Linked DNA regions of Homo sapiens: region 2 is linked to region 1. A link is an interaction called in ENCODE POLR2A ChIA-PET data of the cell type or tissue named here. Cell type or tissue: A673. All regions are shown on one strand. Links, peaks and the distances in the headings refer to the core of each region. The heading gives the core; the rest is flanking DNA. Region 1 overlaps PRDM13 (PR/SET domain 13). Region 2 holds the start of FAXC (failed axon connections homolog, metaxin like GST domain containing).

Region 1 (5,369 bases), core at 238-5,237:
TGAACTGTGAACCTGGTGGGGCAAGCTGATGGTCCTCCTCCATGGAAAGGAAAGAGCTGCAAGTTGCATAAGAACCTGGCACAGTATAGGTCCTCAATAAATGGTAGTATCTTTGTCACCATATTTACATGTTGATAGTTTTTTTTTCTCTCTCTCTCTGTTAGCTTTCTTTTACAAAGTGAAACATTTTCTGGTCAGCTGACACTAAAAACCTATAATTCCTAGCATACATTTTCTCATAGAAGAAATCTTGCAGATCACCACCAATAGAAATCACATGCCCTCCCCTATCCATGCCCCCCTGCTGTGATGTGCCAGAAAATGTTCCTGCCAGCCACCGGCTGACTAAAGCAGTGTTGCCAACAGGAAGAAAGGTGAAGACTTGCAAATCATTCAGGATTCAGAAAATAATGGGCATTTTTAACTGAGTTAAATTATCAGAGTCACATCCAGACCCTTGGGTGACTCGCCAGAATCTTCAAACTGATCTCTGAAAAGTGCTGCAGACATGGGCCCTTCGGGTACCTGCCCTTAGCTAAGAGGTTGACTGATCCTCCACTTTCTACAGTGAAATCCTCCCCAGAGTGTATATGGGGAGGAAGATGGGTGCTTTCCAATTTTAGTCAACAAAATTATATTCTTTATGATATCTGCCCATTAGCTAGCATTTTTTTAAAACCAGTAAATATAGTCATTGCTTCTAATTTTGCTGTTCTAATTATGGGCACCCCAGTGTCCTTAAAGAGTATGCTTTCTTTTCTGTAAGATAGGACCAATACTGACAGCAGAAGACCATTGGAAGAAGTACATGGGAAAAAGAAACTTATGAGTAAAGCAAATAGATCAGCACTTCCAACAAAACAGACCCTCCTTTAGTATTTGTTGAATTAATAATAAAATATATGAATCATAAAAGACACTGAGCAAGTTTCCTTTCTTGCTTCCCAAGGAAAGTTCTGTCAAAATGGAGCACAACAAGAAATAGTGATTCTACAGTTCCATACTTTTTTTTTGACAATATGTGGGTTTTTTCTTCTTGAAGGTCATGAACTTCTTTCAGTAAACATGAAAACATTTAGCATGATTAACAATAGTTTTAGGAAACAATTGTTTTGCCTGATGTTTGGGAGCCTGTGAAATGCACATATTGAAAATGGTATATTTCCCTGTTATAATACAACACTGCTTAACATTATTTTATGAATACTCAAAGTATTCAAGTCTCCAATGATTTATTTTATTATGCAGTCTCCTCGCAAATTGTTTTCAAATTAAACTACTTCTTTAAAATATCTGCTGAAATCACTAAGTGAACAAAACTCTCGTTTGTATCTTTATTTTTCTTAAAGATTGCACAATCTGGAACCAAAACCAAAATACTATACCCACTGTACAGCAGTCATTATAAAACAACACACACCACATTTGTATTCTACCAAATAGAATATTTTCTTTAAAATTATATATTGCGTGCTCTTAGATTCATGCTTTAGATATTTTACATTTATCATTATTTTCTCATAAATAATTGCAACTTGACCAATTTGTACACCTGCTACCACTATATATTCAATGGGGCAAGGAGTAGTCTTTGACATGAGAACAGATAAAATGTAAACAAGTATATGGATGTCACATCTACCCAATTGTGACTAGTGTTTTGCCTATGCAATGAAATGCTAACGTGAAATACACACACAAAACGTCGTTTCAAAAGGCACAATTTCCTCCACAGAAAAGTACAACTTAAAAATACGTGGCAGTTAAAATCTGCGCCCTCGAAGGCGCTGTGACGTTCGCATTGATGTGATTCTGAACACCAAGAGCAGACCGCCTGGGCGGTTCAGGGTGAGCTCATCCAAGAAGTCCAGAGGCCCGGGGTGCGGAGGTACTGGTGGCACTCGAGCTCTCCAGGTGGCCAGATTTACGCCACCTCTGAACTGTTGCTCTGAGTTTCAGCACCAGATGTGGGACCTCTCACTGTTTCAAATCTGGCGCCCTCTCAAAAACAAAAACGGTTTTGTCCATTGGGTCCCTCTTCCCACCACCAGGAGTTCCTCTACTGCGAGAATAAACCCTCGACTCCTCTCTGTCCTCACCCCGCCCCTTCCCGGGAAGACTCGTTACAAGTCGCGCTCCCCGCCGCCCCCAACCTCGGGGTCGCTCTGGTCGTCTGTGAAGCAGACGTCCACGTCACTGTCGTCGCTCTTGGGATCCCCAGGCTCCGGGGGATAGCCGGGCTCGGCACCCGGGCCGTCGCCCGCTTTGGCGAGCAGACTCTGGCCAGGGTGGCGGGACTTGACATGTCGCTCCAGGTCCCGGCGGCGCACAAGTACCTTGCCGCAGAACTCGCAGCGGTAGGGCGTATTGCCCTCGGCGTGCAGCCGGATGTGCTTGTTGAGATTGCTGGGGTCGCCGAAGGGCCGCAGACAGACTTTGCACTTGAGTGGCTTGTAGCCCGTGTGCGTCCGCATGTGGATCTTGAGCCCATACTTGCGCGAGTACAGCTTGCCACAGTAGAGGCACAGGTGGCCGGTCTTGGGCTTACCTGCGCCGCTGCCTCCGCTGCCGCCGCCCCCGGTGCCTCCCGCCGCCGCGACGGCCGGTGGCAACGTCCCCGAGTCCAGGCGTCCGCGACCCTTCCCGGCAGCCATCTCGGACAGCTGCTGATTGTGCATGGCGATCTCTCGGTCGATGCTGGCCAGCGACCCCAGCTCGGCGGGGCTTAGGGCGGCCGCTGCAGGCCCGCTGAAGTAGGAGATGGACTCCGGATACTTCAGCAGCCCGCCGAAGTGCAATTTGAGCGGGTAATAAGCGGTGGTGGCCGGTGAGCCGTAGAGCAGCTCCCCGTTGTAGACTGTAAAGGCCGGCATGACGGCGGGCAGGTGGCTGCACTCACCACCCGGATAGGCTTTGAGACCGCCCGGGTCGAGGGGCGGCAGCGCGCAGCGCTCGAGGGGCAACCCCGGCGCAGGGGGCAGCTGCGCATAACGCGCTCCTGGCAGCGCGGCGGCTGCGGGCGGGGCGCGCTCCACGTGCTTGAAGGCGGACGCCTCTTCCGGGGGGACGGAGAGCAGAGGGAAGCCGCGCAGGGCCCCAGAGCAGGGCAGGCCAGGCGGCGGCGGCGGCGGCGGGTCCCCAGCGAGCAGGCACTTGGGATGGTGGTGGTGGTGCGCGTGGTGGTGATGGTGGTGACCCGCGCCGCCCGCCGCCGAGTTCTCCCCGCTCCCGGGGCGCCCGCACGCCCGGCCCCCGCCCAGCAGCCTGCCCAAAGCGAGGCCGGCTCCTTGCTTGCTGCTGCTCTCCTCCCGGTAGGGGTCGCCGTGAGCGGCCGCCGCCGCCCTCGCTAGGCCGGCGGGCTTGAAAGCTGAGCGCACGCCGGGGTAGAAAGCCAGGCTGCCGACCCCCGCCGAGGAGCCGCCCACGATGCCGAGGAAGTGCCCTTGTCCTCGGGCGGCTCCGCTCATGTCCAGGGCACGGTCCAGCTGCTCCTTGCCCTTCTTGGGCTGCCCCCACTTGCCTGGGGTCGGCGAGGTGGCCGAGGGCGCGGAAGAGGCCTCGCGCTTGATGCCCTCCCGCGCACCGCAGGCCTGAACTGGTGGCGGGCCCAGGGGGTGGGGTCGCAAAGTTCCTGCCTGGGAAGGCGCGGCGAAATCGGGCGCCGGGGGTTTTGGGGAGAGACCGAGGCCATCAGCCGCTGGGACGGCGCCTTGGCGAGCCGCGTGTTCGTGGTGCAGGAAGGCGCCGCCTCCACCGCCGCTGAACACGCAGTGGAAACGCAGGTGTGCCTTAAGGCTGTTGGGGTATCTAAACGTCCTCCAGCAGTACCAGCAGATGTAGCGCTCCTCCCCTGGGCAAGAAAGAATGGAAAAGCGACCCGGTGAGAGGCGAACAAGCGAGACATAAAGAAAGCGCCAGTGCACCCAAGGCAAAGCCCAAGTTTCGACTAGCGGTGTGGGGAGAGGGTGAAATATAAGTTCGGTAGCCCTACTGTATCGAGGACCCCGAAAAGCCCCAAATGGCCAATCCTTATCAGTGTCTCCATCCTCTGGGACTACTCGGAGGCCAAAAAAGGTGACGGGGCCTTTCCAACGAAGACTTCCTCCAGGCCATCCGAGCAAAATCTTCGTTGGAAGGGCAGCACTCAGGCAGGCTGGCCGTGTAAGAGCAAAGAGCAGCTGTTGCTTTAAATCAAGTGTTGAGGCTGTGCAGTGCCTGGGCCCATCTGTTGGCGTTTGCAGAATAGGTGGCGTATGTCAAGGAGTTTGGATAAGCTGAACAAAGACCAATCTAATGGTCGTGAGCGCCTCATTACCAGGCGAGACAATATCCTGTATGTATAGGCCATATGTAATCATTCCTTTTCACAGGACAATGTCTTTTGTGTCCCCTACCCACCCATTCCACCCCCTTCCAGCCTTAAACACTTTGCCTGAGGTTTTCCTGGAGCGTGACCAACTGAAGGACCACATAGGGACTATGATTTGCCATTCTTCAAAATTATTTGTATCTTTATTTCCTCTTTAACACCATTTAATTTGCTGGGAGAAAAGAAAAAATTCTTATGCCCTGATACTCTAAAAAGGGTGATGATAATCTAAGAAGGATGATGTTGCATTGTCTTGTCTTGTCTGCCACTTGGTAATTAATTAACTCCTAGATAGCTGCACAAATCCAAGCTTAGTAAAGTCTTTGGAGAAAATATATTAGTTTTTTATTATATGAATATATATAAATGATATAGATCGATAAATAAATATAGATACTCAGCTTTTAATAAGTGCAGAATTCTCTACCGGGCACTATATACGTGTTTGGTGTGAAATCTTTTTATGTGTTTAGTATTATTAGCATTAGTTTATTCATTTTGCCCGAGTTTGTGAACACAATCAAGAGACACATATATGAGACATTCTGATCACATACTAGAAGTTAATTTCCACTTAAAAGGGTCATATTACTGCTGTAGAGAGAAATGATCTTGCAGTTGGGTTTCTTTTAAAATGTGGTTGATTGATAATACTGAAGGGAAAGATGTCTGAGAAAGAAGTTAGTTGAACCGCAAGGAAATATCCAAAATATACATCAGTCTCATAAAATTTAACAGGAAAGTTAAATTCTCCCTCTGCATATATGAGCAGCTCAAACTTCTGAAATATTACTACAGAAATAACAATAGGGAAGAATTCCAGATCTTCTTCCCTTTATGTATATTAACTTCTGGGTTTGCATAACACAAGTAGCTCCCACCCCTACCCCATAAGACCTGTGAAAACTCAAGTGATAAGCACTGCATTCCAACTGAGTCCAAGGAGAGCAGAAAGAAAAATGGGAGAAGAGTATTTGCCTATGACACCCTACCCTAATCG
Region 2 (5,369 bases), core at 142-5,141, 270 kb after region 1:
AAACCATATTTGAACCAGAGACCAGATGATGCTCAACAGTTGTCTGACACTACCAGGAAGCAGCAGTGGGCCCCTGGCCTGCATGAGTGGGTGGGGCAGGTCACTATGAGTGAGAGTGAATTGTAGTCAGTGGCTTTCTGGGATAAAAATACTACACTTCCTCTGGGTTCTAACTTGTTTTGGGCATAAGGTTTGTCAGGATTGACTCTCCCTTTTGCCTTCCATATTCTTCCACTTAAGGTAATTTATGCCCATCCCCATGTCTAGACCTAGATATGCAAATAATGTGATCCCAAATATCAAACTTATATTCTTTAAATATTGGCTCAGTGTTCACTGAGAGCAAAGACTGAGTGCTCTGTGGGAAGGGCACAGAAGGAGCATGGAGAATCCCTGGTGCCAGCCCTCCTTGTTCCCTCTTCCAGAGCACTGCAGCTTTGGTCCCAGACTTAACTACTCTGCTTCTTGCCGACAAGGCCAGGCAGCCTTCTGGCCTCTCTCCTTGAAAGACCGGCTGGTGACCACCTCAGTCACCCCAGGAGGCCGTTGGGTTTCACTCCTTGCAACCTACTTATGGGAGCCTCACTTAGAACCACACACATTACTTCTTCCTGGGAGGTCACATTTTCCCAGGAGTGTTTGGGGAGTCTCACATGCTGGTGCCTAGGCATCAGCTGACTAGCCCCTCCCCCCGTCTCGTTGAGGCGACACGTCCATATTTATTATTTATTAACAAGACGACCACACTCCTTGCCTGTTCTAAGGGGCGGGTGTGTCAGGAGAGGAAAAAAAGGGGGAGTCCTTTTGCGCCTCAATCTCTGCTCCATAGGCAAGAGCCTGGAGGTTTCTTTTACCCATCCTTCCACCTTGAGAGTGATGAACCTCCACGGCCCGAATCCTTTTTCAGTTCTTCCAAACAATTTAAAACTATCCATGCTCTTGTTAAAATCTGTGCATATATTACAAGCTTCTATTCTTTGTACTTATGAACTTTAATAAATGAAGTTAAAGGAAAAAAATACACTGAACACACACACAGTTGTTAGACAGATTTTCTAAAACAAAAGAGGGACCCCCGTCCCCCAACCGAAACCCTGTATCAGCGAGTTCCCTGATAGTGACTTCAAAGAGGAAAGACTTGAACTGGGTTTGTCAGAGAAATCTCTCTAGGTAGAGTATTTTGTTATTTGCCAAACCAGACATCTCGTCTCTGCGAACACCTGGTCAAGCCCGAGGTAATTGTGTAATGTAATAAGAGTGTTTTTATACATTATGCAAATACGCAGCGCTTTCCTGATGGCCAGAACAATCTGATTCCCGACTTTAATCCTGGCCCACGCTCCCAGCCCCCGCCTGGTGGCGTCTCCTGCCCGCAGCTCCGCGCCGCCCCAGGTGAGTCCTGCGCGTTCCCTACTCTGGGGCCCGCGGGAGGGGCTGGAGCGCAGGCGGAGGGCCGGCCGGGGTAGGGGAGGACCGGGATCCGGGCCCCGACTGCAGCTTCCTCGCGGTGGGGCCGCATTTCCAGGCACCTCCGCCGCCCTTGCCCGCGCGCGGCGAGCGGTTTTTGGGCGTGCCGCCCGGAGGCGCGGAGCCTGCCCGGCGCGCCTCAGCCCTGCAGATCCGGCCCCGGCGGAGGCGGCCGGACCGCGGAGATGCGGGGAGGGGGCAGGGCGCGGGGTAGGTGACTTTATCCCGCCTCTGTTTCCCTGCCCCGGGGAGCAATGACATCACGCGGCCTTCTCCAGGCGCCGACACAAAGAGCGGGGCGGAGAGGCAGCTGCGGGGGGAGCCGGCGGCCGCTGCTGCCGCCCAGGGCTCTGGGGCCCCGCCGGCCAGGCCCGCCGTCCGCGGCCAGTGCCCTTCCTCCTCCTCCTCCTCTGCCGCCGCCTCCTCAGTCGCCGCCGCCTCCTCAGTCGCCGCCGCCCGCGCCGCCCGCGCCCTCCGCGCGCCTCTGAGCCCGCGCCGGGCCGCGCCGGCCCCTTCCCATGCGGGCGGCGCGGGCCCTGGGAGGGGCGCCCGGAGCCAGCCGCGCAGCATGCACTGGGGGGTTGGCTTTGCTTCGTCCAGGCCGTGCGTGGTGGATCTGAGCTGGAACCAGAGCATCTCCTTCTTCGGCTGGTGGGCCGGGTCCGAGGAGCCCTTCTCCTTTTATGGGGACATCATCGCTTTCCCTTTGCAGGATTACGGTGGGATCATGGCAGGGCTGGGCTCCGATCCCTGGTGGAAGAAAACCCTTTACTTGACCGGGGGAGCTTTGCTGGCCGCAGCTGCGTATCTGCTCCACGAACTCCTGGTCATTAGGTGAGCCGGAGAGAGGGCCCCGCACAGGGGCGCAGAGAGGGGCACCTGGCTAGGGCAGGGCTGGCGCGAGAGGGGCCCGTGCCAGCCCCTCGGTCAAGCTGCCCAGATGCCCAAGCGCCCTGCAATTACCTTTCCCTAAAGGCATTTGTGGTCACCTGGCCGTGAGGGGCAGTTTAGAGTTGAAAGGAGAATTAAACCGGTGCTGGGAGGGAAAAACATTTGTCTCCCAAAATGCTCTGGGTCACTTGTCGTTATCTATTAAGAAATGGCCTTAGGAGGATCTAAGTGCAGTGTGTTTGCAACAATAGAATTGGGCCCTGCAGAAATAGGTTACACTTTTATGAAATGCCTTGTTTATAAGTAATAATGCTGGAATATTAACTGCTAACCTTATCTTTTACCTAAAGGTTAGTTCTTCCCTAAATGTCAACATCAAAAGACTGAAAAATTGCAAAAGCTCCAGAAACCTGCGGGTCCCTGTTAAAGATGCATGACCAAGTGTAGTGGTGGGCAGCTTTGATGCAGCCTTAACCTGGTTCTCTGCTTATCTGGTATTGAACGCCAAGCACCATCTTCAGGCTTAGATGTCATTGTTGTGTGAGCAGTAGGACAGGCTAGCACATGGGTGTGTTGGGCACAACACGGAGTCGCCCAGTGCCGTAAACAGTTGCATCCGCTGCCGCAGAATGTTTACAAGATTGAGTTGGAAATACCAGAAAATGGAGGCCCCTGCTGTTGGTACATCCAGCCGGGACGAGATTTTTGTTTGGGTAGAGTAATACCACAGGGCACTGAGACAGTCGTTTGGCTAATTGATACATCAATTAATGGTTAAAATTTCCATGCATTTGAGCCTTCCGTCACTGGAAGATTACCAGAAGCCCAGTTTTCAATAGCTCAGAATGTCTCTTTGCCAGTATTTTCTAAAGTGAGAGAAATGTGTCCACACTGCCTTATTCCAGTGGAGGAATCCTACACAATAGGTTATAAACAAAGACAGTGATAGGTGACCTGTACTAGCCTGCAGGGATCCCAGGAGATTATTGTGATGGCCTAATGTAGGCATTTGGCCTAACGTACATATTTTGAATAGTTCCCATCTCTGAAAGGGTGGGAAATCATTTAGGTTTGGAGAAATGTATTGGTTTTCATATTATTTAGCCATATTTGAGGAAGTTTATTTTAAGCTTGTTGCACATTTAATTCTCTCAACACATTGCCTTGAATCTAGCTGAACCAAACAAAAAAATTTAAAGAGAATTATCTCTCTAGATTATTTGTTAATTGTGCTAGTTTTAGAACTGTATTTCAAGTTAGATTTCAAGCTACCTAAAGAACTAAAACATTTGGGCAGTAATTTAAATGGTAACCCAGTTGTTTCTCAGTTGTATTCTAGTCTAAAGCCTTTGAGGAGATCCCAAACCATGAGGCTTCTCAGCAGTGGAGGGAGTGAAGGCTTCACAGGACCAAGTTTAAAACAAAGCTTAAATGACCTTGCAGAAACAGTGTGGAGCTCAGCTGCCACTCCGGAGTAGGCCCTGCCCTGGCAGGTGTTGTCACTGGAGACTGGAGAGCTCTCTGCCCACAGATAGCTACTAACTCATTTAGGGGACTATATACCTCAGCACTGGATGCTTATTTGGACTAAGGAGTTTAATCCTAGGTTGATTCACACTTTTTCTTCCTTTTTTTTTTTTTTTCTTTTGAGACTGAGTCTCGCTTTGTCGCCCATGTTGGAGTGCAGTGGCTCGATCTCAGCTCATTGCAACCTCCACCTCCCTGGTTCAAATGATTCTCCTGGCTCAGCCTCCTGAGTAGCTGGGATTACAGGCGTGCACCACCGCGTCTGGATAATTTTTGTATTTTTAGTAGAGATAGGGTTTCACCGTGTTGGCCAGGCTGCTCTTGAACTCCTGGGATCAAGCGATCCTCTGGCCTCAGTCTGCTGAGTTGCTGGGATTACAGGCATGAACCATTGCACTTGGCTAATTTTTTTTTTAACTTTTTTGTGGAGATGGGGTCTCACTATGTTGCCCAGGCTTGTCTCAAACTCCTGGCCTCAAGAAATCCTCCCTCCTTGGCCTCCCAAAGTGTTGGGTTTATAGGTGTGAGCCACCATACTTGGCCAGTTTTGTTTCTGGACAAATGTTTGAGTTGAATTAGAAAGCTCTGAAGTAATGCAAACAATAAAAAAGGGCTATTTCTGAATACTTAGTAGGATGGGCTTTGCATGTGTGACTGCATTTATTCCTCACAACTGTTGTTTGTTCATTTCATAGATAAGGAAATTGCAGCTCAGGGAGGTTAAGCAGCTTGCCCAAGATCACACAGTAAGAGTAGTAGGATCTAGATTCAAATCAGAGCCTGCAGTTTTTAACCACTGCCTCTTAGAAAGTACCTACTTTGGCCCGGCGCGCGGCAGCTTACGCCTGTAATCCCAGCACTTTGGGAGGCTGACGCGGGCGGATCACGAGGTCAAGAGATCGAGACCATCTGGCCAACATTGTGAAACCCCGTCTACTAAAAAACAAACAAAAAAACCCCACAAAAATTAGCCTGGCGTGGTGGCACGCGCCTGTAGTCCTATAGCTACTCGGGGAGCTGAGGCAGGAGAATCGCTTGAACCCAGGAGGCGGAGGTTGCAGTGAGCCGAGATGGTGCCACTGCACTCCAGCCTGGCGACAGAGCGAGACTCCGTCTCAAAAAAAGTACCTACTTTGAAATCCGTTTTGTTGGAGGAAGAGGAAGGAAGAGAAATGTGGAGAACTGAAGCATTGCTCAGGGAAGACAGACCTGTATCAGGTGCCTTTCTTGCAGCGTCTAGGGGAAGAGGAGTGGAGGGGCAAAGGGAAAAAAACCAGGCAGGAAGGTCAAAGACCAAGGCTTTAGAGGTTACATGATAACTACCTCCACTTAAGGTGAAATCTAGGTTTCAATAGTCTTTATAATTTAGGCAGAAAACAAAACAAAATCTGAAATATGTAAGATAGAAAATACACCTTAAAATGACTACCCTGAGTTTCTGGCTATTGCAAACTCTTCCCCAGCCTACTTGGATTTTCTGCTGC

The links. ChIA-PET counts read pairs that join two places held together with the same protein. Peaks named below come from ENCODE experiments on the same cell type or tissue, not always from the same donor. Only the 100,000 strongest peaks of a DNase experiment are listed, where the experiment ranks them.
Region 2: POLR2A ChIA-PET joins it to region 1 with 6 read pairs; 2 of 35 experiments call an interaction of 5 or more read pairs at or near these places.

What each region holds. Positions count from the first base shown.
Region 1 is chr6:99,611,514-99,616,882 of GRCh38, reverse strand. It overlaps PRDM13 (PR/SET domain 13), which reads right to left. Exons shown (of 4, transcript NM_021620.4): 4 at 1,321-3,850. The coding sequence ends at 2,124. Among named protein-coding and RNA genes, the nearest start is that of PRDM13, 7.4 kb to the right of the region's middle. RefSeq lists silencers at 2,316-2,365, 3,076-3,295 and an enhancer at 2,361-2,909. In A673, for the core only: a CTCF peak has its summit at 3,343 (motif pointing right); DNase peaks (open chromatin) are centred at 2,062, 3,042 and 3,312; H3K4me3 peaks cover 1,930 bases; H3K27me3 peaks cover 2,756 bases.
Region 2 is chr6:99,346,039-99,351,407 of GRCh38, reverse strand. FAXC (failed axon connections homolog, metaxin like GST domain containing) reads left to right here and starts at 1,734. Exons shown (of 6, transcript NM_032511.4): 1 at 1,734-2,301. The coding sequence starts at 2,036. RefSeq lists silencers at 1,385-1,464, 1,525-1,574, 1,645-1,704 and enhancers at 2,896-3,460, 4,351-4,851, 4,852-5,352. In A673, for the core only: a CTCF peak has its summit at 1,405; no DNase peak of the experiment used is centred there; H3K4me3 peaks cover 1,343 bases.